Regions from separate parts of the Homo sapiens genome. Here region 2 is linked to region 1. Evidence: chromatin loops called from intact Hi-C (ENCODE). Cell type or tissue: A673. All regions are shown on one strand. Links, peaks and the distances in the headings refer to the core of each region. The heading gives the core; the rest is flanking DNA. Region 1 overlaps EPHA3 (EPH receptor A3). Region 2 has its middle 990 kb from the start of EPHA3.

Evidence for each region. Hi-C counts contacts between places; a loop is a spot of excess contacts. Peaks named below come from ENCODE experiments on the same cell type or tissue, not always from the same donor. Only the 100,000 strongest peaks of a DNase experiment are listed, where the experiment ranks them.
Region 2: it touches region 1 in a loop (5-fold over the local background); 10 of 110 quality-filtered maps call a loop at or near these places.

What each region holds. Positions count from the first base shown.
Region 1 is chr3:89,111,650-89,119,649 of GRCh38, forward strand. All of the region lies in intron 1 of EPHA3 (EPH receptor A3), which reads left to right. Among named protein-coding and RNA genes, the nearest start is that of EPHA3, 8.0 kb to the left of the region's middle. RefSeq lists a silencer at 3,035-3,144. In A673, for the core only: CTCF peaks have their summits at 3,120 and 3,326; DNase peaks (open chromatin) are centred at 2,792 and 3,032; H3K4me3 peaks cover 1,157 bases; H3K27ac peaks cover 3,456 bases.
Region 2 is chr3:90,085,245-90,102,275 of GRCh38, forward strand. No RefSeq gene overlaps it. Among named protein-coding and RNA genes, the nearest start is that of EPHA3, 990 kb to the left of the region's middle. In A673, for the core only: CTCF peaks have their summits at 6,562, 6,762 and 7,985 (motif pointing left); DNase peaks (open chromatin) are centred at 6,467 and 7,987.

The DNA.
Region 1 (8,000 bases), core at 1-8,000:
TTTACTGACAATCTGAATTGCTACGATAATATTTTGAATGTCCCGTAAAGAAACTTTTTGTAACCTCTCAAAATCTATCACAAAATTAATTCATTCTGAATCTATATCTTTGTAAAGACTAGTATCTATAATAATAATTTGAGTGGTGAAAAGGTTCACTCGGATACCTCAATCTCTTTATTTTTATGTTTCATAATCATACTATTCCAGTCCTTGTCATAAATGAGCAATTATAAACTCTTTTAGATATTACATCTTCTAGTAATAACAATAGATTTATCAATACAAAACAGTTTCACTGTAACTATCAATATTTTTAATTTTATATTTTTAAATTATTGTTACTGTAGTTGATAGGGTTTTCTTTGCCTATTTTAAGGTTAAAAGTTAGTTGGATATACTTCTAATTCAGAAGTGACTGGACTTATAAAAGGGGAACTACATGTAATAAAACACCATTGCCACGTGTTAGATCATGGTTGTATTTTATATAAAGTTGTCTTTCCATGAAACACTAGAAATTGGGAGCTATAATGAAAAACACTTTAATACAAAAATTTAAAACAAAATATTGTACAGAATCAGATCTTAGAGAGTTATTTTTAACATTTTTTAGTAGGTTTAGGAAGTTTTTGGTAAAGTTTTTCATTTCTTGAATTGAATTATGGTTGGCTCGTTGGTCATATTAACAACTTAGTAATCTCACGTTGCTCTTAATAAGTTTATTATTAAATAAATGATTTAGTAACATTCTTTATGTATTGCCTACATTTAACATTCAAACTTTGGTGTGTTCCTTAAGGGTCCGACCATTTTTAATACTTTTCCACAATAAATTTCTTTCTAATGTTAAAATCCTTTCAGAAATTTAAATTTTTTTCGGAAATAAAATATATGCAATTTTTAAATATCAAATAGTTACTTTTGCAAATGATTTTTAAAGGCAAAATATATTTCCAAAATATATTTGATTTACTAATTTCAACACAAATGAAAAAAAAAAGAAGTGTTCTTGAAAGTTACATTTTCCAAGTCATAAGATCTTCAGGAAAATATTAATAAAACTTTCCTCAAATCATCAAACTCGATAAGGTTTTATAGACATTTACTAAAAAAAATCTGTGATCTGGGCTACTTTTTATTTGAATCATTCTTTCAATGATTCGGTTTGGCATAAATACTAGATATAAGGGGAAACGTGTATTTCTTGGAAGAACATTAAGTTTTACAAGTTATTTTCTGTCAAGATCCTCAACTTTATTTTTTAGCCTGCACATTTTTTCTTTAAAATATTTAATAAACCTTGTTCCTTTAATTCCTGTTTGAGAGAAGATTTAGAAGAACAGATGCAGGTGTCTCCTTTTGGGTTCTGTTTTCAGAGATCTGGATTTTATCATCACGGAAGGTCAATAAAGGGCTTTTACCAAGTACACAAGTAGCTTTCCACAGATTTTTTAAATAAAGGGTTGACCAGTAGTGTGAAACATTCATTATATTATTCATCCAGTTATACAGAAAACCAGGATTAGAAATTTACTTCTCAGAAATGTGGAAACCTTAGCTAACTCTTCTGTAACAACTTTAGAAATATTAGTAAAAGCAATATTGTGACATTTATAAAATGCAAAGTCTTCCAAGTCACAAATCAATCCACCTAGGAAGACATCCCTCAGTGTGTTCGGGGTGTGGATACATGTGCGCCACTTGCTTGATTTCATTAAGTCTGTTCCCAGCTGCTTGGTATCAGGTAGTTCTTGGAACCTGGCAGGAGGTTTTCTCCAGGAAAATCTGAAAGTCAGCAAGTTTTAGTTTGCCTCCTACCAGCTTCCTTTGTACAAAAAAAAAAAAAAAAAAAAAAAAAAAAGAGGGGAGGGTGGTCGATTACAAAGAAAAAAGTTTTTGCAGGAGAAAAGAAAATAAAAAAAGTTGATTAGAAAACTGGAGAAGTAGAGAAAAGCAAAGGTTTTAAAGCCAATGTTAATATATAAATCATTTGCTTAAAAGAAAGGCATTTATCACGTAAAACATCTGGCTAATCAATTTTTATTAAATCCCTAAAAACCCCGCACACTTAAAATGGGGTTGAGGTGGGGGGGGGCTGCATTTCTTTGTTTCTCCTCAAGTTTACACACTTTTGATTTTTTCCCAGAAGAAAATATTTCATCCAGGAAAGTTTTAAGAGTGACAGCCAAAAAATGCTAAAATGCTTCCCCCTTTGAATGTCTGGACGAATGCATGTGGAGGGGTGGACAGAATCAAAATCAATTCAGCAAATAAAGCCTCAAATTTGAAGTGATGTTATTAAACTAGAAGCCCTGAGTGTGAACATCCCCCAACCCTTCATTTTCTAAATCATGTCCCGCTGTTCCAGTCAAAGCAAAGGGTGAAAATCCACATAATCCAAACCAACATGGTGAAGTGAGAATAATAGGTGAGGAAGGAGGAGGAAAGCAAGTGGCAGCACTGTACAAACAAACTGTTGTGAATATTCCTCGCCATGGACAGGAGTAGCCACAGGAGGGGATAACTGCCTTTCTTCTTCTTCGCCTTACACTTTCCACATTTGATAATGCAAATTCATTAAATTACAAAAGTGTGTCATGCGAAATTTTAGCACAAAGCAGAGCCGTACGGGTAGAGACAGTAATGTGGCAACAGGGAGATGAGCAAGTGTTCCTTGCTGCCACCACACCCACCATCAGGGTGTCTTAACCACAAACTATTCTCCGCTAGGTCCAGGCTCGTTGGTGCAAAGGGAAAACAACGGTGTCTCTCAACAGTTCACTGCTTGCTCACTCTGCATCAAATTAAAGATGAGATCATAAAAAAACATCTCCGGGTGCGCGTAACGCAGTCTCAGCCCTCTGGAGGCCAGTGGGTTCTTTGTGCACAAGTCTCTCCGCGCCTGGCTGCCCAAGTCAGTTCCCGGAGCGCGACCAGGGTGCCACGGCCTCCGTCCCGAGGTAGGGTGGGTGGGCGAGCGCAGCCTGATGCTCTTTTGCTCCGGGTTTCTGCCCCCGGGCGGACGGTGTAGACTCTGTAGCGAGCGGAGAGCGAAGGTGCAAAGTTAAGCGAACACGAGCGCCAGGAGGAGACTGGAGCGCGCGAGAGGCAAACGTGCGCCCTCTGCCTGCTGCCGCGGATCTGCTGGCACTGGGAGAGCACGGCGTACTCCTTGCCACCTGGACCCTCCTTACCTGGGCGTCAGTAAGACGCCAGAGAGTCCATGCGCCTTGGACGGGCCTGGCAGGTCCTGACCTGAGGAATAGACTTTAATTCAGGATCTACGATCGCCCTGCCGCCTTTCGCATTGCTGTCAGCTAGGCTTTTCAGTTTGATGTCTGGAAGTGGCGTGTCTCTTTTCCATCCATTTTCATGGGTTCACCAGGTGACAGCCAGGGGAAGGAGATATTCTGCAAGGTTCGCTGCCGGATTGAGAAAGCATCTCTTACTGGGTGCGCTTGGTTGAGACTCACAGGAGTTGCCTCATACGCCCTGTTGTGCAGCTTGCTGATTTCTAACCCTATCCCTTTACTATTTCTTCATCTTTTGGGCATTCAACTCTTTTGGTGTCGCTAGACTAAAATGAAGAATATCTTTTTTTTTTTTTAGAAAAATTTTCTTTAAAACTACCTGCTAGTGCCACCTTTAGGCCCCTAGTAATTGCTGAGGGGATGTCAGTAAACTTTTCCCCTGTGCATATTCAAAAGTTGTCTGTGTTCTCCCAAAGCCCGTGTTTGACTGACACCATTTTATTAAAACAGGATTTTTCCTCTTCCAATATTGGGAGTAAACATGGAATGGGCAAGAGAGGGTTTTTGGGAGCTGTGCTATCGAGATAGCTTGGTGGGTGGATGATCCTGATGTTTCTGTGGCTGTGTTAGAACTTCAGTCTTTTTCATAAAAGATGATTTTGTTAAATCCTGTAGACTTCAAGACTAATATATCCTCAGTGCCGTGTTCAACACTGAGAAAATAATTGCTCAGTGCTCTGCTGGCAAATAGATTTTTCCCTTACATTATCATTCACGACTTACTGAACCTCATTTAATCGTTAAAGCAGCCCTAAAATAGGTAACATAATGTTTCCCATTGTTACAACTGAGGAAACTGAGAAAATGGATCATAATAAAGCGGTAACTAAGCCAAGCCCTCTCTCGTCTTTGTCTTTTGATTTTAACCTCATATGTTTTCTCCTAGACACAAATGACTATGAACTAGGGAGGCATCATTGTCAGGAAAAGCACTAGCTTCTCAACCTTAATCCCAGTGACTGTACTAATTTGTCTTCTGACTTTGCAAGGATAATTTAGAAACATTCAGAAATTTGTAGTGAAAAATTGAAGAAAACCATATAAATGAGGGTACTTTGGAACTGTAGTTACACTCATAAGTTATGATTATCTGCGTGTGGGGGGGACCCACTAAGAAACTAAGTTAAAGGAATTTGTTGTGGACAGAAGAGTAGATGAAAATATCTGTGATGACTTTTCTTCACACGTTCTTACCTCTGTGTTCCTTTCCTGACACTCAAACACTCCTTTCATCACCCTGGAAAGAAGATTTTGTCAGGAATTCCATACATACAGATAGTGAGGAAATTGTACAATATAACCAGAGTGTGATTATTTAGGGTTATGTGTAATAAAAATGAAGTGTGAATTAACAATTGGAATTATCTTAAAGGTCAGTAATAGGAGAAAATAGAACATGGTCCAAAAAGTAGACTTTAGTCTCTGTGGAAATTTCCCCCCGTTTAAAATATAATTTTTAAATTGCTTAAGATGAGAAAATAAATTTTAGTGATTTAGCTCTTCTTTCATAAAAGCACTTGTATTCTATTTAACTCCTGCCATTGAGAAAAGGTAGCTAAAACAGGCTTTTGAAAGGTAGCAAATTAAGTTGGGGGCAATTATATTTTTCATGTGGGTATTTTAGCACATATGTTTTGCATTAATTGCTGCAATAAATTCTGTTAACCTGGCAAAGAGCAAAAATAGCATATTGATGACATCAGGCTTCCAAAGCAGAAAGCAGCTTTTAGTATCTTGCTGTCTTCACTGTAACATTAAAAAAAAAAAAAAAAAAAAAACTAATGTGGTGGTTAACCAAAGAGTTAGCCATTCTTTCAAGCTATTGGCATATTTTCCATGAACAAAGTGAAGAATTAGCAACAAACTTTTTCCCCCTTACTTCCAGAGAATTCATGTCAATTACTCATTTTCCTGTTATTTGATTTTTTATATTCATATTTGTTACTCATTTTCCTATTATTTGATTTTTTTATATTTATATTTGGGTTTTCAGAACTCTCTCAAATCAAGGCAAATGTAAACTGACTTTAAAGGCTCCAAACTGAGCTGTCTTCCCTTTTAAGACAAACATCTTGACTGATTACATAGCAGGGCCTCAAAAGGGACTTAAGCAAATAGAGAATTGTGGGTTAATTTTATTACTGAGAAGTTTAGTTGGTCAATATCAAAACTGTTTCTTCTCGATTTTTAATACATTCATTTTGAGAAGGTTAATATAGGTTTTTTCAATTAATAGTTAAGAAAAATAGATGAATAAGATCTAAAGGTCCAGTAAGTGTAAACTGCCTCATGTAAGACTTTAAAATTTTACTTTTTGCCTATGATAAAGTTGATTGATTTCCAATCAACAGGAAATTGTAACATTTCCTATCTACCTCAGACTGACTAAGGGGAACACAGAGCAGCTTGTTAGCAGTTAACATGTATTTATTTCCTGATTTTCAAACGCAATTTAGCAATTAATAAAACTGTATAGCTTTTAAAGGGATATATTCTTTCATTGCATCTGATGGCAGTCTTCACACTGAGGGAAAGTCTGGGAAGCTAATTTGCAATGTCTTCCATGTGGATTATCTAACTAATCCTCTGGGTAAGCAAAACACCACTCACAGGAAAAGTCTATTTGCAGCACTGTGTGGTGTGTTATATCACCAACAGTATTGTCCTCTTACAAAACTGAGCTATTCCCAAACTGTAAGCAAAATTTAATGAATAAATATATACCTTTTGACCTCATTATGGCATAATTTTTTTTTGAATTACAAACAGGTGATGTGAAAAAAACAAAAACAACCATTGATTTATTTGTCACTATCTAATCTTGTTCATTTTCCCCAATTGTCCTCTAATCATCTATAATATTCAAAGGTGGCAAAAAGGCTAGAGTTATATACAAACTGAGATTTCTTTCCCCCTTGAATAAGTCACAGCTGATCATGGTAGATTTTGCTTTTTTTACAGAATAAAAGAACTGACAGCATCATAGAAAACTAGAACTAGAATTAAGTCAGATTGTTACTCTTTTATGAAATCTATAAACACCACCAAATCTAGTAACTGCCAAATATTGGAAATATTTTCAAAGATGCAGTATAAAAGGACATAGTATTTTTCTCTTGGTTTACTTTTACTATCTGGTTTACTATAGATAATTTAATACTCATTTACATTCGATAACTCAAAAAGATAAACTTAGAGGTTTTATTATAGTGTTCTTGACACTTCTGATCTAAATTATGATTTGATTGTCCTTGTTCTCTGAAAAAGAAATTTCCATGTGTAATTATATGTATTTCATCTGGCTAAACTAGTTAATCCATGCTTAACAATGGTTTTTTTCTATATTTTCAGATACAAGTGATTTTCTTTGACATTTGTACATTGCATAAAGAAAATTTTTCTTATCTTTCAAAGTGATGTTCCAAATCATACTAAATGTTTTAATATTCCCACAAGAAAAATAAAATGAGAGGAAGAAAACTAAAAAGATATAAAATTAGTAATATTCCTTTAAATTTTTCTTTCCAAAGGTGATCCTTTGGAAATTAACTAAGCATGTTTTATTTTATGTTTGGCCAGGTGTGTAGTAGGTTTACTACCCTAACCCTATTAGTGAAAACTTTGGAACTCTAAATGTAATGACAAAGGCACAACTTTAAGAATCATTAAAATGAGTCAAGAAAAGGGTTGATATATAACTAATTGCCTGTTACATAATGACTCATCTTTCATATTATAATAATTTATTGTCTGTTTATTTACCAAACAGTACTTATCTGAGGATTAGTTACCCACTAGATTTTGAAAAAAAATATCTGCTAGGGAGTGGAATGCTCTGTGCTCTTGAAGATGTCAAATTCAATGGGATAAATGAATCTAAAATAAATACTTATATAAAAATTGTTATAACATAGATATGAAAATTATGAAAATATGATATGAATCTTTAGTGGAGGGTGCAATTTAAGTCCCAGAACAGAGTCCCTGAGAGACAGGGAGAATTTTTTTAAGGTAAAAGATAATAATAAATTCATAAAAACAAGGACTAGGAGATTAGAAGCTTTGCTTAAGTTCATGTGGTGGGGATAATTTTAACCCAGATTTATTTTTAACTGCATGTAACTTTAAAAATAATTTAAATGAATATATAACAAAGACACACTTTTAAGCATGTCCAAAATAACTAAATATTCAGAAATAGTTCTTGTTAAGCACATACCGAAGCTAACATAAATTCTTTACATTACATGTGAGTGCATGTGAATATATTGGAAACACATGTGACTGAATATCAAAATAGAACCATCTCCATATAAAAACTTCTGTAGGTGCTATTCCTATTATGACTACACTACCCAAAAATATCTCATTGGTCTTTATTTGCATTCTGCCATCTCTTTCATCAATAAATTAAAAGTTTTCTGACTATTCCAGTGCGGAGTTTGATGCTTTCCATTGACACCATGCTCCTAAGATGCAAAGGAAAAGACTAGTGTTTTGAAATAAACTGCTAAGAATGTGGTACCATATTTGATCCTTTGGGGACCATTATAAAAACCCAAAAACAAGTCTTGAAGAGTTTGTTCGTGTGTGTGTGCCTGTGTTTGTAGATGTCCATCAAATTTGTATTGTCATGATCAAAATAAATGATACACCTGAGATTTTAGACAATCCAGATATTCTGCA
Region 2 (17,031 bases), core at 3,924-11,923, 980 kb after region 1:
ACATCAAGCTCAAGGATTTGCCCCCACCCAGGACTGGCAAATTGACTTTACTCAACATGCCCCAAGTCAGGAAACTAAAATACCTCCTAGTCTAAGTAGACAGTTTCACTGGATAAATAGAGGCCTTTCCCACAAAGTCTAAGAAGGCCACCATGGTCATTTCTTCCCTTCTGCCAGACATAATTCCTTTGTTTGGCCTTCCCACCTCTACACAGTCTGATAGCAGACCAGCCTTTATTAGTCAAATCAGCCAAGCATTTTTTCAGGCTCTTAGTATTCAGTGAAACTTGTATATCCCTTACAGTCCTCAGTCTTCAGGAAAGGTAGAACGGACTAATAGTCTTTTAAAAACACACCTTACCAAGCTCAGCCACCAACTTAAAAAGGACTAGAGAATACTTTTACCACTTTCCCCTCTAAGAATTCAGGCCTGTTCTCAGAATGCTACAAGGTGAACAGGAGCCCATTTGATCTCCTGTATAGATGCTCTTTTTATTAGGCCCCAGTCTCATCCCAGACACCAGATCAACTTGGACTGTGCCCCAAAACTTGTCATCCCTACTATTTTCTGTCTAATCATACTCCTATTCACCATTCTCAACTACTCATACATGCCCTGCTCTTGTTTACACTGCCGGTTTACACTGTTTCTCCAAGCCATCACAGCTGATATCTCCTGCTGCTATCCCCAAACCGCCACTCTTAACTCTTAAAGTAAATAAATAATATTTGCTTGCAAGGCTATGCTGAACCTCCTTCAGCACTCTCTAATTAGATGTCCTAAGTCCTCCCAATTCTTAGTCCTTTAATACCTGTTTTTCTCCTTCTCTTATTCCGTTTAGTTTTTCAGTTCATACAAAACCGTATCCAGGCCATCAGCAATAATTCTACATGACAAATATTTCTTCTAACAACCCCACAATATCATCCCTTACCACAAAATCTTCCTTCAGCTTAATCTTTCCCACTCTAGGTTCCCACACCGCCCCTAATACCCCTCGAAGCAACCCTGAGAAACAACGTCCATTATCTCTCCATACCACACCCAAAAATTTTTCGCCGTCCCAACACTTTACCACTATTTCGTTTTATTTTTCTTATTAATTATAAGAAGACAGGAATGTCAGGCCTCTGAGCTCAAGCTAAGCCATCATATCCCCCGTGACCTGCACATACATATCCAGATGGCTGGTTCCTGCCTTAACTGATGACATTATCTTGTGAAATTCCTTCTCCTGGCTCATCCTGGCTCAAAAGCTCCCCTGCTGAGCACCTTGTGACCCCCTCCCCGCCCCTGCCCGCCAGAGAACAACCCCCTGTGACTGTAATTTTCCTTTACCTACCCAAATCTTATAAAATGGCCTCACCCCTATCTCCCTTTGCTGACTCTTTTCGGACTCAGCCCGCCTGCACCCAGGTGAAATAAACAGCCTTGTTGCTCACACAAAGCCTGTTTGGTGGTCTCTTCACATAGCCACGCGTGAAAATGAGCAACTATCTACAAATGAATCCACTGTACTTAGTAAAAGTAAATTGGAGAATTTAATCTAAAAATTTTTATCAATAAAATTAAAATAAACAACAAAGAAAATGAATAAATAAACATAAATAAATACATTATTAAGCTGTTAAAATCAGTAAAACTAAGAAATATAGGGTTAAATAATTAGGAGGTGTAAAACTGGCATGCACACACACACACACACACAAAATGCTTCAATTAATAGTAGTAAAAAGAACAATAGCCAAGAACCAGGTGTTCATGCCAAATCTGGGACTAATTATCTGCATGACCATGGGCAGTGCTAAAGTACATACGGTATTAATGAAACAAGGTGACCCATGATGACTGTTGAAGTGGGTATTGGTACCTACTATTCTACAGGGTTTATGGACTGCCAGCACTGTCCAAAAATATATAAGGTGAGCCACATGTGTAATTTCAAATCTCTTAGTAAGCAGTTTTAAAAGGTAAAAATAAATAAGTCAAATCCATTTTTAAATTATTTTTATTTAGCTCAATATACCCAAAATATCATTTCGACGTGTGTCAATAGCCAAATTTGAAGTGCTTTGTCATGGCTCATGGTTACCACATTGAACAGCAGAGTTCTATGCTACACGCTACTTTTATGCATGAGGAAAATGTTTTCCAGAATAAAAGAAGAAAGTTGACAAATGTGTTTACCTCTCTGCGTAGCTCAGTTTCCCCATCTATATGTTGAAGAAAATGTACTGGCCATTATTATTAATTATTATTATTAATGACCAGTACAATAATTTATAAGCTTCTTTTAACTCTATTTCTTATTATTTGTTATTATTATAATTGACCAGTACAATAATTTCTAAAGCTCTTTTTAACTTTATTTCTTAGTTTTGTTTTGTTTTTTCCTAAAGTATTTTTTTTTCACTGCTTGGTAGAAAAAATGTATTTTTAAAAGAGAAATTTATTTATGCTCTCAGTGGGATATAACCTGAAAATTACCACTCTATTTATCTAAGGAATATTTGGAGACAAATGACTATTTATTTATAAAATGATTTTTCTTCTGCTCCAAGACCAAATGGCAATATATGAGCTCAGTTTACACTTATACCACTGTTTTGCTCATTGAATTATTCCTTTCACACAATAAGATTTACTGCCAGCCAGTGCTAGACCCTGATGACAGATGGGTGTGCAGGCAGAGGTAGATTTGAAATACAAAGATAAATTATAATACATACTCAGTAAGGGATTTTTTCTTTCTTTTTTTTTTTTTTGTAACAGAGTCTCACTCTGTCACCCAGGCTAGAATTCACTGGTGCGATCTCGGCTCACTGCAACCTCCACCTCTTGGTTTAAGGGATTCTTCTGTCTCAGCCTCCTAAGTAGCTGGGATTCCAGGCACGCATCACCATGCCTGGCTAATTTTTGTATTTTCAGTAGAGATGGAGTTTCACCATGTTGGCCAGGCTGGTCTCAAACTCCTGACTTCAGGTGATCTGCCCTCCTTGGCCTCCCAAAGTGCTGGGATTACATGCATGAGCCAGCCCGCCCAACCCATGAGGGATTTTGGAGAATAGAAAGTAAAATACCTTAGGTATTTTCACCATCCTTTTTTTTGTACTTAATAACTTCACAGATTTGTCAAATTTGTTCATCTGATTTTTTAATTTAATTTTATTTATTTATTTTTTGAGACGGAGTCTCACCGTGTTGCCCAGGCTGGAGTGCAATGGCAGGACCTCAGCTCACTGCAACCTCAGCCTCCTGGGTTCAAACAATTCTCCTGCCTCAGTCTCCCCAGTAGCTGGGATTACAGGCGCCCACCAGCACGCCCAGCTAATTTTTGTATTTTTAGTACAGACAGGGTTTCACCATTTGACCAGGCTGGTCACAAACTCCTGACCTAGTGATCCGCCCACCTCTGCCTCCCAAAGTGCTGGGATTACAGGCGTGAGCCACCGCACCCGGCCCATTTGATTTTTTGTATTGTGTATTGTAGCTATATTTTACAGAGTTTTGGCCTCATACCATCCACAACTTATATTTAAAGTGAAAATTCTTGCAAATAACTGTGTTTTAAAAAAAATTCAGCTCATGACTGACCAAATTGTTTAATTTTAATTTGTTTTAATGGCTTTTATATCTAGTATATCTACTCTGTTCTTGTAGTTCAATAGGCCAAGCTCACCAATAAATATGATTTTTGGCAACATTTTAAAGAAAAGCTATAGGTGCCTCAAAACAAATAAAAGAGATTCCCCATACCAAATAAAACAAATTTGCCTATTTGACCAATTTTAAGAGAACCTGATACATGAAAAATCCAGGCTTACTAAATATCATTTATATTTTATATATGTAAAGGTTATTTGTAATATTTAAAAAGTTAATAAACCAAAAAAATTCCTGCTATCTTTTTCATAAGGAACTATTTCGGTACAATCACATAATAATTTTTTAAATACATTTGCATGAAATTACTTAGGGACCAATTTATTACAATTTATTTATTGATATTATTTTTCCAAAATAAATAGAAACATCCGTACAAATACCTATTGAATTAAGTAATATATACCTGTTGAGAATTTTTTCCCCAATTATACTACAAGCCTGAGATACACATAGGATTAGCAGTTTCTTATCAGTCCTTTGAATGAAAAGTAAGATGTTTTTGTACACTCTATTTACCTTCTAGTTGTTACTTAAAAGGTGTGATTGATCTCCTTTTGTAGCTTTAACAATGTGCTTTTTAAACAAGAGATCAGAGTATGTAAAGTAATTCATAAAATAAACAGCCTAAAATCAGACAAACACAAACACGCGCACACACACACACATACATTTTCTATAAGTTTCTTCAGTATCACTTCCATGGGAGAAAAAATAATTATAGAAACTTTTTGGACAAGCAAAAAATCATTACCATGAATCAATTGTTTTCTTTATGGTTTTCTTCTTTGAATCGGTTTATCTGGTCTTTATTACCTGTGAGCTTCCAGCCGTCTCATTCTACAACATTAATGAAAATAAAGAGCTATTTCCCTTAATGGGACTAAAAATCCATTGGCATTAACAGGAACAGAAGTCTTTCTGCAGTTATGGGAACAAATGTTTATTCTCAGTTACAGGAATTAAGTGTTGTTCCCCTGAATTGTCAGTCCTTTGAAGGAGGGAAGGTAAGAAGAATGTAAATAGAAAAGGAGTAGAATTGTATTTTTACCTGAAGTGCACATTGCTAGTTAATAGTTACAAGAGAGATGTAAATCTAAATGAATTAATTCAACAAGCAACTTTTCCTGCCATCAGTTTATCCTCAAGCACCCCAGTGTTTTATCATACAAGCTCAGCATCTGTGGTGGTTCGTCTGGCAGAAAGTTTTCCTGGAGAACATTTTTTTGATAGAAGCCGAAGGGGAAGCTGAAAATCCAGGATAAGACTTGGAGCTCTTCGCTCTCTTTGTAACAAATTAGGTGACCAAACAGTGGGTTATTTTCAGATCTCGAATGTTCCAGAGGTACCCACTCAAAGGCAGTGGCTCTTTGGATGACATGCAACACTTTTGCAAGAAAATCGAGACCTCTGGCAATATTTAGATTTGTATCATTAGTACCTCAGGAAAAAGCTACTGAACACAGTAACTCTAGATGCAGTACCTACTAAGAACCAATTGTTCCAGCAAGAGGAGTAGGATATCAAATAAGGAGTGACCTTCAAAACCCAATTTTAAGCATAATCCGTTATGGTCCCTAAACTCATGATTAAAAATATATTCAAGATTTTTATTAAATAAACTCATCACTTCTTTAAAACTTTTCTGTACTTTCTCCTATACATGTTCTTCTCCTCAGGCATAAGGTGTACTCATTATTGCCAAGACATCCCTGAACAACTCTCCCCAAAATGCCCCCTGCTCTCTATTCCAGCAAATGGAGTGTCTTGATACTTTAAAGCCAAAAGCAAAATCGACTTCTTCCAAAGGCAATCATGACAGATCTAAGCTACATGGAATCACATATCTAAATTTCTATAGTCTCTTCCACCTATTTGGCACTTAAATACTGCCTTAAAAGTTCAGTTTTATTTATTTCTTTTACACTGTACAGTCAGCACCATAAGGCATTATGCTCTGTTAAATTATCTTTGTACTCTCCGCAACACCTAGTATATAGCCTGGTCTCTATCTGGCATTTAATAGGCATTAAATGGATTTTACAAATAGAGAAAGGGAAGCAGTGAGCAGTAACACAATCCTTTATACTGAAATTATTCATCCATGAAAGATATGAAACTAAAATGTAAATTTCCCTCTTATGAACTTATTTCTCTTTCCAATAACTAATGCTGTTTTCAAATACCACACACATTTTTGTATACATTGTTCAATTCTAGTCCCCACTTACAGAAGTGAGGCTGTTATTGTTGTCACTGATAACTGATGTCATTCATTTTTGATGTGATATAAATAAGACCCCTAAATTGTTATGGCAGAATAAAGGAGGAAAAACAATTGACATGAAAGAAAATTGTTCACCTATTTCTATTTCATATTACAACATCATTAGAGGATAAAGATGCAGGGTAAGTTGCAATAACTAAGTGGTAATGCAATTAAGAAGAAATAGCAACCAAATCCAAGAACTAGAGGAAATAACTGGCATAGCATCTAGTCACTCAACAAATATGTCTTAAGGATTTATTATATACTGGCCAATATGATAAACAATTACAAGATAAAATAAAAACACATATGTATCTCTTAAAGATCTCTAGCAGGAAAGACAATTTTTCATAAATAAATGTACCAGAATATTGAAACCAAGTCATAAAGGAGTTTTAAAGAGCTTTGATGGTGGGCGTGGCTAGCTACATAGGCAGCTTGTTCTCACTGTGTTTCCTCATTTAACACAGCACCCAGCTTTCTGTGGGTACTTAATAACTACCAGTTGGCAAATGGATAAATGCCAGAGGTTGGGAGAAAGAGAAGAGCGTGTTATCTCCCCAGTAGCCCAGCAAGCTTGTGTGGATGGTGTGGGGGCCTTCCTAGCTGTGACAGCTACACAGTGACTCCCAGTGGTCACAAATTGAATCTCATCTTTGATCACAGTCTAATATAGTGTATAATTTAGTACAGTATATTTTATATATATAATAATTTATGCATGTAAGATATCATTAAGTATAATTACTAAAGCCATAGGCCTTCAAAAAACTCTCATGCTCATTCTGTTGAAAAGTGAAAAGGTTTTCTACAAACACAATGATGTGAGCTAAATAAATAATAAGTTCTTTCCAATTCCTAAAGCTGGATTCTATGATTTTAAACTAATTTTCTAACATGACCAATGTAGTGTTAAACTTAACATTAATGAGAACAAACAGAAAAGACTTGTATTCAGAAAACTACCTATTGTTTCTAAGCTAACAGGAATGCCTTTTCTAGTTTAAGACATGAGAATATTTCTCTGAGTTTTGCCTAAAAATTAGAAGGCATTCGTGTGAGACTGCAGTGAGACACTTCTGTCTATGGAGAAAGAAGGCCCTCACTAGAACCCAAAGATGCTAGCAAACTGATATTGGAATTTCCAGCCTCTAGAACGTAAGAAATAAATTTCTGTTACCATAAGCCAAAAAATAATAATAATGATTAGAAGGCATTCTTCTTAGAACAATTATTGGCTATATATGAGCTCCAAATTATTCCAATTACTTATAAACTATGTACATTCTTTTCCATCCTTATAAAGAAAAAGTAGAGTGGGTCGTTCTATTTTTGGCCATTGTTACATGGGCATATCCATTAATGTGTAACATTTATCTGCCAATAAAAGTAACTATGTAGTAGGTCATTCTGGCATACTAGCATTTACCAAGTTCAGTTCAATTAAGAAAACATGATCACTACCGACTATACACCAAACATTGTGCTAAGTACTGTAAAAATAAGGACGGTTAAGATGCCATACCTGCCCAAGAAAAACTTAACGGTGCATGGTGAAGATAGACTTCCATGTCTTCCAGGAGGCAGAGGGAACATGAAAGAAAATAATAGAAACCAGCAGTTAGATACGGCATCATAGTTGCAATGTCACCCTCCTCTATACGTGTCAGACATACCCCAAATCCAGTCATTCCGGGAGCAATTGTCACCTTCAGTCCATTCACAAAGGCTTTGAAAACACCCTGACCATGATCCTGTCGTTGCTATCAGCCATTCTTTTGTTCCTGCATATTAAATTAGATGAAGGCTCTCAACTGACATCAGACAAAGAAATCAGGCAGCTAAGGGAAAAGAACAGTTTGAACTACATACGGAAATCCATGGAGAAATGTCCTGTCAAGAGTATAGCTAGAAAATTCAAGCTGCAAGAAGCTGTATATTACTATGTAAGTGTCCATATCCCCAAATGAAAAAACACTACATGAAATGAGATAACACTGTCCTAAAACCATGATATATATGGACATCTGTTCATGTAGACTGACCCCTAGTGATATAAACTGATTGCTGCAGGGAGAACAAACAAGACTGTTTTTAAAAATGAGATAGATCACCCCTCTTCAAAATGTGGCTTCCAAAACATAAACAATCTAAGTGAGATTTGCAGCCATTATTGTCCTTTCTAGAAACTAAACAAACATAATCTACAACATTTATATGGAAAGAAAAAACAATTTAACAGAAGAACAAATCTACCTAGAATCAATGAAACTATCTCCTTTAAATGACTAGATAGATATATGCTATTCTATGTCACCTCTGCTTGTCACCACCTCTGCGTATCTATAAGGCAGTATTTTTCAATCTTCATATAGGGTTGCAAATGACTTATAACAAAGATTTTTTTCAATTTTCAAAATTTATTTCAGTATGCCACAAAATAATTTCACCTATAATTCTGAAATACTTTCCACAAGTAATTTGTAAGTTTCCAAGTAATGATATTAAAAGATATATCATTAATGTGTTGACTAATTCAGAATAAAATTGACAATGCCAGTTAAAATAAAAAGCAATTTATTTCATATGTATTATTTGCTTCTTTTTAACATAAAACAAAAATTACATATAAAATTCAAAATTATGCTTAAGTTTAGGGACAGATGAGAAAAGAATATGTAAATTGTCTTATACATATAAAACTAGATGTGAATGACCTTTTCTCCTCCAACAATACAGAACATAATTAATTAAGATAATTCTTATTACAATTAAGGAGTATGGAATCAAAAGTCACCTACGTTGGTGAAGTAAGAGATCTCATGTGTATTTTCTCTTTCCTCCTATGTTCTTTCTTCTTTTCTCTCTTGGCCTCCAAAGGAGAAATTGAAAGAGCTCCTATATGTCAGACACTGTTTTCCTTTTTGCTTCTCAGAGAGAACTATTTCTATCTTTTGCTTTTCTGCCATCCACACAAAATAAGTCTAAATTACCTGTAAGGAGGCAGGAGCAGATAATCAGCCAAAGCAGGGTGTGGTGCCTAAAAACTTTCTTGTTGCATATTCTTATCTACTTCTTAAAACAGTTATTGCTAGTCCTATATTAAAGAAAAAGATACCATTACAGCAAATCACAATATATAGGCCATCTGTAAATTGTTCCTCCATGAGGAATAGATACTACAAAGCACTGCAGTTCATATAAATAGTAAAGGAGTCATAATTGTATAAAGTTCACACTACTGAAAATTAAAATCAAAAGAAATTAATTAAAGTATGCAAACCGTTTTCACAATAGCAGTTTTAACTTGAAACAATTCCGTAAACTCGGGATTTCTTGAGACCAATCCATCAAGAAATTTGTAAACAATGTAGCTTCTTTTAAGCTGTTGATATCCTGGCAGAGAAATATCTTTGAAGTTTCTCCTCCTCCTCTACAACTAAAATGCTCAATAACTAAAGAAAACCAATAGCCAAGAAGAGAGAGAGAAGTTTTTCCTTTAGAAAAACTTTAGAGAGGTCAAACCAACAGATGCTTATTCATGGCAATAAATATTTTAACATTCTATTAAAACAGCCCAGATCATTTTAGAAACTCAAGCTATAAGGCTTAGCAGTTCCGTATTCTATTTTATTTTTTTGCATATAATTACGGAATGACTAGTCATAATTCTAGGTAGAATGACTGAAGTTTGTAAGGGCTTGGAAAGTAGGAAACTTGTTTCAGATGTATATTTCCAGAATACAGTTTATAACACACTATCATTTCCAGGCCACTTGTACTAAGTTAAAGTTCACCTTGAGATTTTTTTTTCTTTTTTAGCCATCTGTATTATTCCTAAATAACTCTTATCTTCAAAAGCACTTCAAAATCTATCTTGTTAAAATTCCATGCATATATTTTCTGATTTTTTCCAGTTTTGTTAGGAATTCTTCCCATAAACAACAGAAGCCAGCATGCAAGGTGTGCACTCAACAACTGAAGCTTCTTTCTTACAATGTCTGTTCATCAGAGAAATTTTTTTCTCAGACTTTCTGATCTTTACTTCTTATACCAGTGTTTTGAAAACCTCTGGTCTAGTCCAGTAGTTCTCAGCACACACATTTCTACAAATGAATCTGTAACTCATTTGCAAAAATTGTAAAGTTTGATATTATCAATCAAAGAAGAGTTACACACACAAAAAAAACAAGCACAAATTCTCAAATTAGCACAAAAGTAAAATACTCAGATACAAAAAAAATAACAGTGAAGAGTTAAAAGGAAGAGGAACTATTATATCACATGTCCTAATTGCAAGTCCCACTGCAATCCTTTATTTTCCTTGTTGTATTTTAAAAACATATATTATTTATTTGTATTGAAGTAATGTCAATGATCTATCACAGCAAACAGATGCAGATGGAAAAACAGAAAATGTTCTCCAATTCACACTACAGAATGGACAAAGGGCTTAAGTTTAATATCCACTACTACGTAAATAAGTCTCTTAGGTACCCTTATGTTCTCCAGTTAAAAAAAAATCTTTAATTTCAGCATGTGGAAGACACAGTCACATTGGGCTGTTATTTGTAATAGGTCTTGCCCTCTCTCTTTCCTACAATACACCATAGAGTGATGAGCAAATGTATTCCCCTTACAGTTAAAGAGTTTGGAAATTAAAACTATCTACCCAGAGGTAGATAAGTAAAATCTCACTATATGAAAGCTTTCCAGATGTCTTTACATCCGCTTCTTTCCCTTAAGGCAAAAAGAACCAATGCATAAAACCCTGATATTTCAAATAATTCTCTTTCTGTCTGGCAGTTTTTCCTGCACAAGTCAGGGTCTGTGTTTCATGCTGCTCAGAGCTTTTTTGGCAGACTGATGTTCACAGTCACATGTATACTGTAAGGACTCAAACATTTTGTTTTTTCTAAACTCAACAACTACCAATGAATGTGAACTTAGTTGCTTCGACATGGGAAATCATAACACAGAAATTTCAATTAAGCAAACTCTTTTCAAAACAGTCCCTAAGGCCAGACTCTACAAGTCAGTCAAACATAAATGTCATCTCAATCATTCCAAGTAGGTTGCTAACACATGGAAAAATCTGCAGTAGTCAACTCTCTGTTTAAGCTGGATGACCTATCAAATAATGCTACCTCAATAATGATACTAAAACCTAGTCTCCAAGAATTTGATATGTTTTATCTACTCTCTGCCACTCACATCATAGGTAGGACATACACAGAGTTAATATTCTATACATTTAGGAGAAAGCACTTCAAAATCAGGTGACAACCAAGATGACACAGCAAGGCACTAATGAATCCAGTACCACCTAGTGGAATGAGAAAGTTAATGGGATGTACTAAACAAAAAAGAAGAGAGGATTCAGGAAGAGCCAGCAAACTTGCACAGGTGAATTGGGTTGACATAAGACTGTTATACCTGCTTTTCCACTGAAAAGGGGAAATTTGGGTTTGCCTGAGGAATTTTTCTGGTTATCTCCATAGAACTTCAAGCTTTGGGTCATGAAAAGAACCAATAAGTTTACTTCCATCCTTTATTTCCTCTTCACCAATACTCAGCACAATACATTTTTTAAACTACTTAATAAATATATGCTTTAATTTCATGTGTAATTCATCAGTGATTCTTGGAGACAAAGATACTAGTGATTAGTATGGTTTAACCAATTTTTTATTACTATTATACTTTAAGTTCTAGGGTACATGTGCACAATGTGCAGATTTGATACATAGGTATACATGTGCCATGTTGGTTTGCTGCACCCATTAACTCATCATTTACATTAGGTATTTCTAATGCTATCCCTCCCCCAGCTCCCCACCCTATGACAGGCCCGGTGTGTGATGTTCCCCCCCCTGAGTCCAAGTGTTCTCATTGTTCAGTTCTCATCTATGAGTGAGAACATGTGGTATTTGGTTTTCTGTCCTTGCGACAGTTTGCTGAGAATAATAGTTTCTAGCTTCATCCATGTCCATGCAAAGGAAATGAACTCATCCTTTTTTATGGCTGCGTAAGTATTACATGGTGTGTATGTGCCACATTTTCTTAATCCAGTCTATCATTATTGGACATTTGGGTTGGTTCCAAGTCTTTGCTAATGTGAATAGTGCAACAATAAACATACGTGTGCATGTGTCTTTATAGCAGCATGATTTATAAACCTTTGGGTATATACCTAGTAATGGGATCGCTGGGTCAAATGGTATTTCTAGTTCTAGAACCTTGAGGAATTGCGACACTGTCTTCCACAATGGTTGAACTAGTTTACACTCCCACCAACAGTGTAAAAGCATTCCTATTTCTCCACATCCTCTCCAGCACCTGTTGTTTCCTGACTTTTCAATGATCGACACTCTAACTGGTGTGAGATGGTATCTCATTGTAGTTTCGATTTGCATTTCTGATGACCAGTGATGATGAGCATTTTGTCATGTGTCTCTTGGCTGCATAAATGTCTTCTTTTGAAAAGTGTCTATTCATATCCTTTGCCCACTTTTGGATGGGGTTGCTTTTTTCTTGTAAATTTGTTTGAGTTCTTTGTAGATTCTGGATGAGTAGCTTGCAAAAATTTTCTCCCATTCTGTAGGTTGCCTGTTCACTCTGATGATAGCTTCTTTTGCTGTGCAGAAGCTCTTTAGTTTAATTAGATCCCATTTGTCAATTTTGGCTTTTGTTGTCATTGCTTTTGGTGTTTTAGACATGAAGTCTTTTCCCATGCCTATGTCCTGAATGGTATTGCCCAGGTTTTATTGTAGGATTTTTATGGTCCTAGGTTTTACATTTAAGTCTTTGATCCATCTTGAGTTGATCTTTGTATAAGATGTAAGAAAGGGGTCCAATTTCTGTTTTCTGCATATGGCTAGCCAGTTTTCCCAGCACCATTTATTAAATAGGGAATCCTTTCCCCATTTGTTGTTTTTGTCAGATTTGTCAAAGATCAGATGGTTGTAGATGTGAGGTGTTATTTCTGAGGCTTCTGTTCTGTTCCGTTGGTATGTATCTCTGTTTTGGTACCAGTACCATGCTGTTTTGGTTACTGGAGACTTGTAGTCAGTATCATACTGAATGGGCAAAAACTGGAAGCATTCCCTTTGAAAACTGGCACAACACAGGGATGCCCTCTCTCACCACTCCTATTCAACATAGTGTTGGAAATTATGGCCAGGTCAATCAGGCAAGAGAAAGAAATAAGGGACATTCAATTAGGAAAAGAGGAAGTCAAATTTCCCTGTTTGTAGATGACATGATTTTATATTTAGAAAACCCCATCATCTCAGCCCAAAATCTCCTTAAGTTGACAAGCAACTTCAGCCAAGTCTCAGGATACAAAATCAATGTGAAAAATCACAAGCATTCCTATACACCAATAACAGACAAACAGAGAGCCAAATCATGAATGAAATCCCATTCACAATTGCTTCGAAGAGAATAAAATACCTAGGAATCCAACTTATAAGGGACGTCAAGGACCTCTTCAAGGAGAACTACAAACAACTGCTCAATGAAATAAAAGAGGTTACAAACAAATGGAAGAATATTCCATGCTCATAGATAAAAAGAATCAATATCATGAAAATGGCCATACTGCCTAAGGCAATTTATAGATTCAATGCCATCCCCATCAAGCTACCAATGACTTTCTTCACAGAATTGGAAAAAACTATTTTAAAGTTCATGTGGAACCAAAAAAGAGCCCACATTGCCAAGACAAGCCTAAGCCAAAAGCACAAAGCTGGAGGCATCATGCTACCTGACTTCAAACTATACTACAAGGTTTAACCAATTTTACAGCAAGAAAGGGTATTAGAGCTTACTGTTCTTAATCCTTCCTTTTGTGAAAAGGAAATTGAGACCCAAAAGGGTGACATGAATTTTTCCAAATTATGCAACCAACAGGAGCAAAACTGGGACTAGAACTTAGATCTGCTTACTCCTGGTTTTATGTTCTTTCTACTCTTTCATATGGCCACTTATAAACAATGCCTATTATTTCAAAGTTATTATTTCTTCCACTGTGATGTCTAGTAGTGGAGAGTCAACGAATAATTTAAAATGAACCATTTAGAAACAGAAAAATGTAAACAAACATATTCTGACTTTCTGGGACATTACAGAAATTCATTTCAATATTTAGAGAATTTTGCTAATTAACACCATATCCTTTATTATAAAATATTATTCCTCCTGAGTCTTACATTTAGACAAGATTTATCTTACAGCCACAAAATTTGGTGTTTGAAATAAATTACAGTGTTTATGGAAACTTCTCAGGTTATGCTACTTTTATGTCTTGTAACTTTTATATCTTGTAACTTTTATGTCAGGTAAGAAATTTGAGGCTTTGTTCAAATATTTCCTCTTTCCAAACTGCAGTAAGTTCATTAAATGACTATTACACTGGAACAATGTCCTAAAAATAATATTTTATTTCATTCTAACTAATAAGGCCTGTTAGATATGGAAGTCTATATTGTGTTCTAAACAAAAGCTCTGTCAGCAATTTATTTATCGGATGGTAGAAAGGCTTCAGCACAATTAGTTTTTGGCATTATTTTGACTGAATCAAATTTCTATAAGTTTTTTTTATAATTTCTGTCTTCAGTTCAACCTGTATTAAAACTTTCAAGTGAAAATAATATTTCTAACTCAAACTGGTAGTGTTTGGCCTTGTAATATACATTGAATTTACAAATCACATTTAATTCTTGAGCCTTCTAGGTACATTATAGAAAATTTATTTTGCAAGAAAACTTAGAATTGTTGTTCCAATACAATGAATCTAATGTAAATGTTTCTGGTGAAAATACATATGCACATTTTTAGAGATATTATTGTTTCCCTGGAGCACATTTATTGTAGTCTTTTGAGTCCTAGAAATTTGCAGTGCCTTACATTATAAAGGAAGATGAGACATAACTGTTTTTTTTAACTACTGTATAAAATAGTTTACTGAGCTCTGTGTAAACACACAGTGTCTTTTTGACAGCATATTTTGCTTTTACTGATCGTGAATTTTGCAAACAAAGCCTTTAAGAATAATAGGTTCTTCAGACTGAGCATGGGTTTATTATTTTTCTTAAAGGTTTTGCTATTTGCTGTTTCCACTGAAAAAGCATAAAGACCTAATGAGCAGTTTCTCTTGTATCTTCAGGCTCTTTAAAACAAGAATGAGTTTCCGAAGTGCAAAGAGAGTGAACAAAAAGAGATGAGTGAAAGAGAAACCCGAGAAAGCCTATTTATCCATCTTATGACAAGTTCTTATGAAGTGACCCATTCATGTCAACAAGGGCCTAATGATTGCCAATTCTCATTGAGTGTCAGTTTTAAGAGGACGGAACATAGGATAAATGAAGAGCCTACCATATCAGTAATTTGGGCTGGAGCAAGCCTTTACGTTGAATTAAACCAACTAATCCTATATTAAACTAAGACCATCTCTGTGCAAGCAACTCTGGTAGATATTATAACTAGATATCCATTTATTAAGGAAAATTCCTTAAAAACTCAGAAGAGTTGAAAATAGAGCTCAAATTATAACTATACATTTATCTTTATTGCTTCTTACTTGGACAGCAGATAAAGTTTACAAGAAACAAAACTAAACACCAGTTGTCCTGTGGTGTCCAGAGATTAAGTACATAGACTATTCTTAAAGGTTTATATTTATTTGATTATATTTACTATTTATTTTTATCTTACATTTATTTACTTTATACATTATATATATTTATATTTATATTGTTCCATTGTAAGCCAGTTGTTTAACACATGGTGATTTTTAAAAATAATTGGCATTTTACATATTGCATTTTAGAGTGTTTATAATGAGAATGAATGTCTCTGAATTATGAGTGAGTCTAGCCTCTGATCGACAAGTCATAGCCTGGAAAACATGTGAATGACTAATGAAATTCTACATATGATGTTCTAATTTGCCAAATAGGCGAAAACACTCTGGGATTTCAGGAAACAGAAAATTCCAAAATAAATCATTAATTCAATGTTTTTTCCTTGAATATGGCTTTCTCTAGAAAATATGGCTTTCTCTAGAAAAACATTAATCCAAACTTTTGGAAGTTCCAAATACAGGGCAGATAAATACATTGAATATTGCAAAAGTACATTATTTTTGGATTATTTATTTTAAAATTAAACTGACAAATTACAATTGTATATATTTATGGGGTACAAAGTGGTGTTACGCTTATGAATACAATGTGAAATAATTACACCAAACTAATTAGCATATTCGTGATCTCAAATACTTACTACTGTGGTAAAAACATTTGAAATTGACTCGGCAATTTTGAAATGTACCTTATTTACTATATTTGCCACGTGATGAAACCTATCTATCTCAAAGAAAAAAATTATTCCTCCTGTCTATTTGAGGCTTTGTACCCTTTGACCATTATTTCCCCATTGACTCCATCCGCCAACCCTCGGTAGCCACCATTTTACTCTCTGCTTTTTTTACTTTGATTGTTTTAGATTCCATGTGTAAGTCCGATCATGAATATTTGTCTTTCTGTGCCTGACTTATTTTACTTAGCATAAAGTTCTCCATGTTCATTTTCATTGTAAAGGATTAGTGATCAACCAACGATATGCATGGTCTTTCTCCCAAAGACCTAATGTCCTGAGGGCAGAGGTAAAAATGAGAAATGACAAAAAGTAGGATTTCTACCTAGAGGATCCAAGATAGCTTAAAAAAGAAGGTATTATTTTTATATTTCAAGGTTTTTTTAGTTGATACATAATAATTGTACATATTTATGCGAGACGTGATATTTTCATATATCCATACAATGTGTAATAATCGAATCAAGGTATTAGGATACCCATCACCTCAAACATTTATCATTTCTTTGTGTTGAGAACATTTCAAATCTTCTCTTCTAGGAATTATTTTAACAGAAATTTGACTTAAAGAGTTTCAGACAGGTAATAATTTTGAAAAGAACCTGCAATCACCCATAACAATCAGGTGTGTAAGGAGTATATTCCCAGCATAGAGGGCAGCTGCTGCAGGCTGGTGAAGGGGTGAGGGCACAGCACAAACACATCAGCTCTGTGCCTG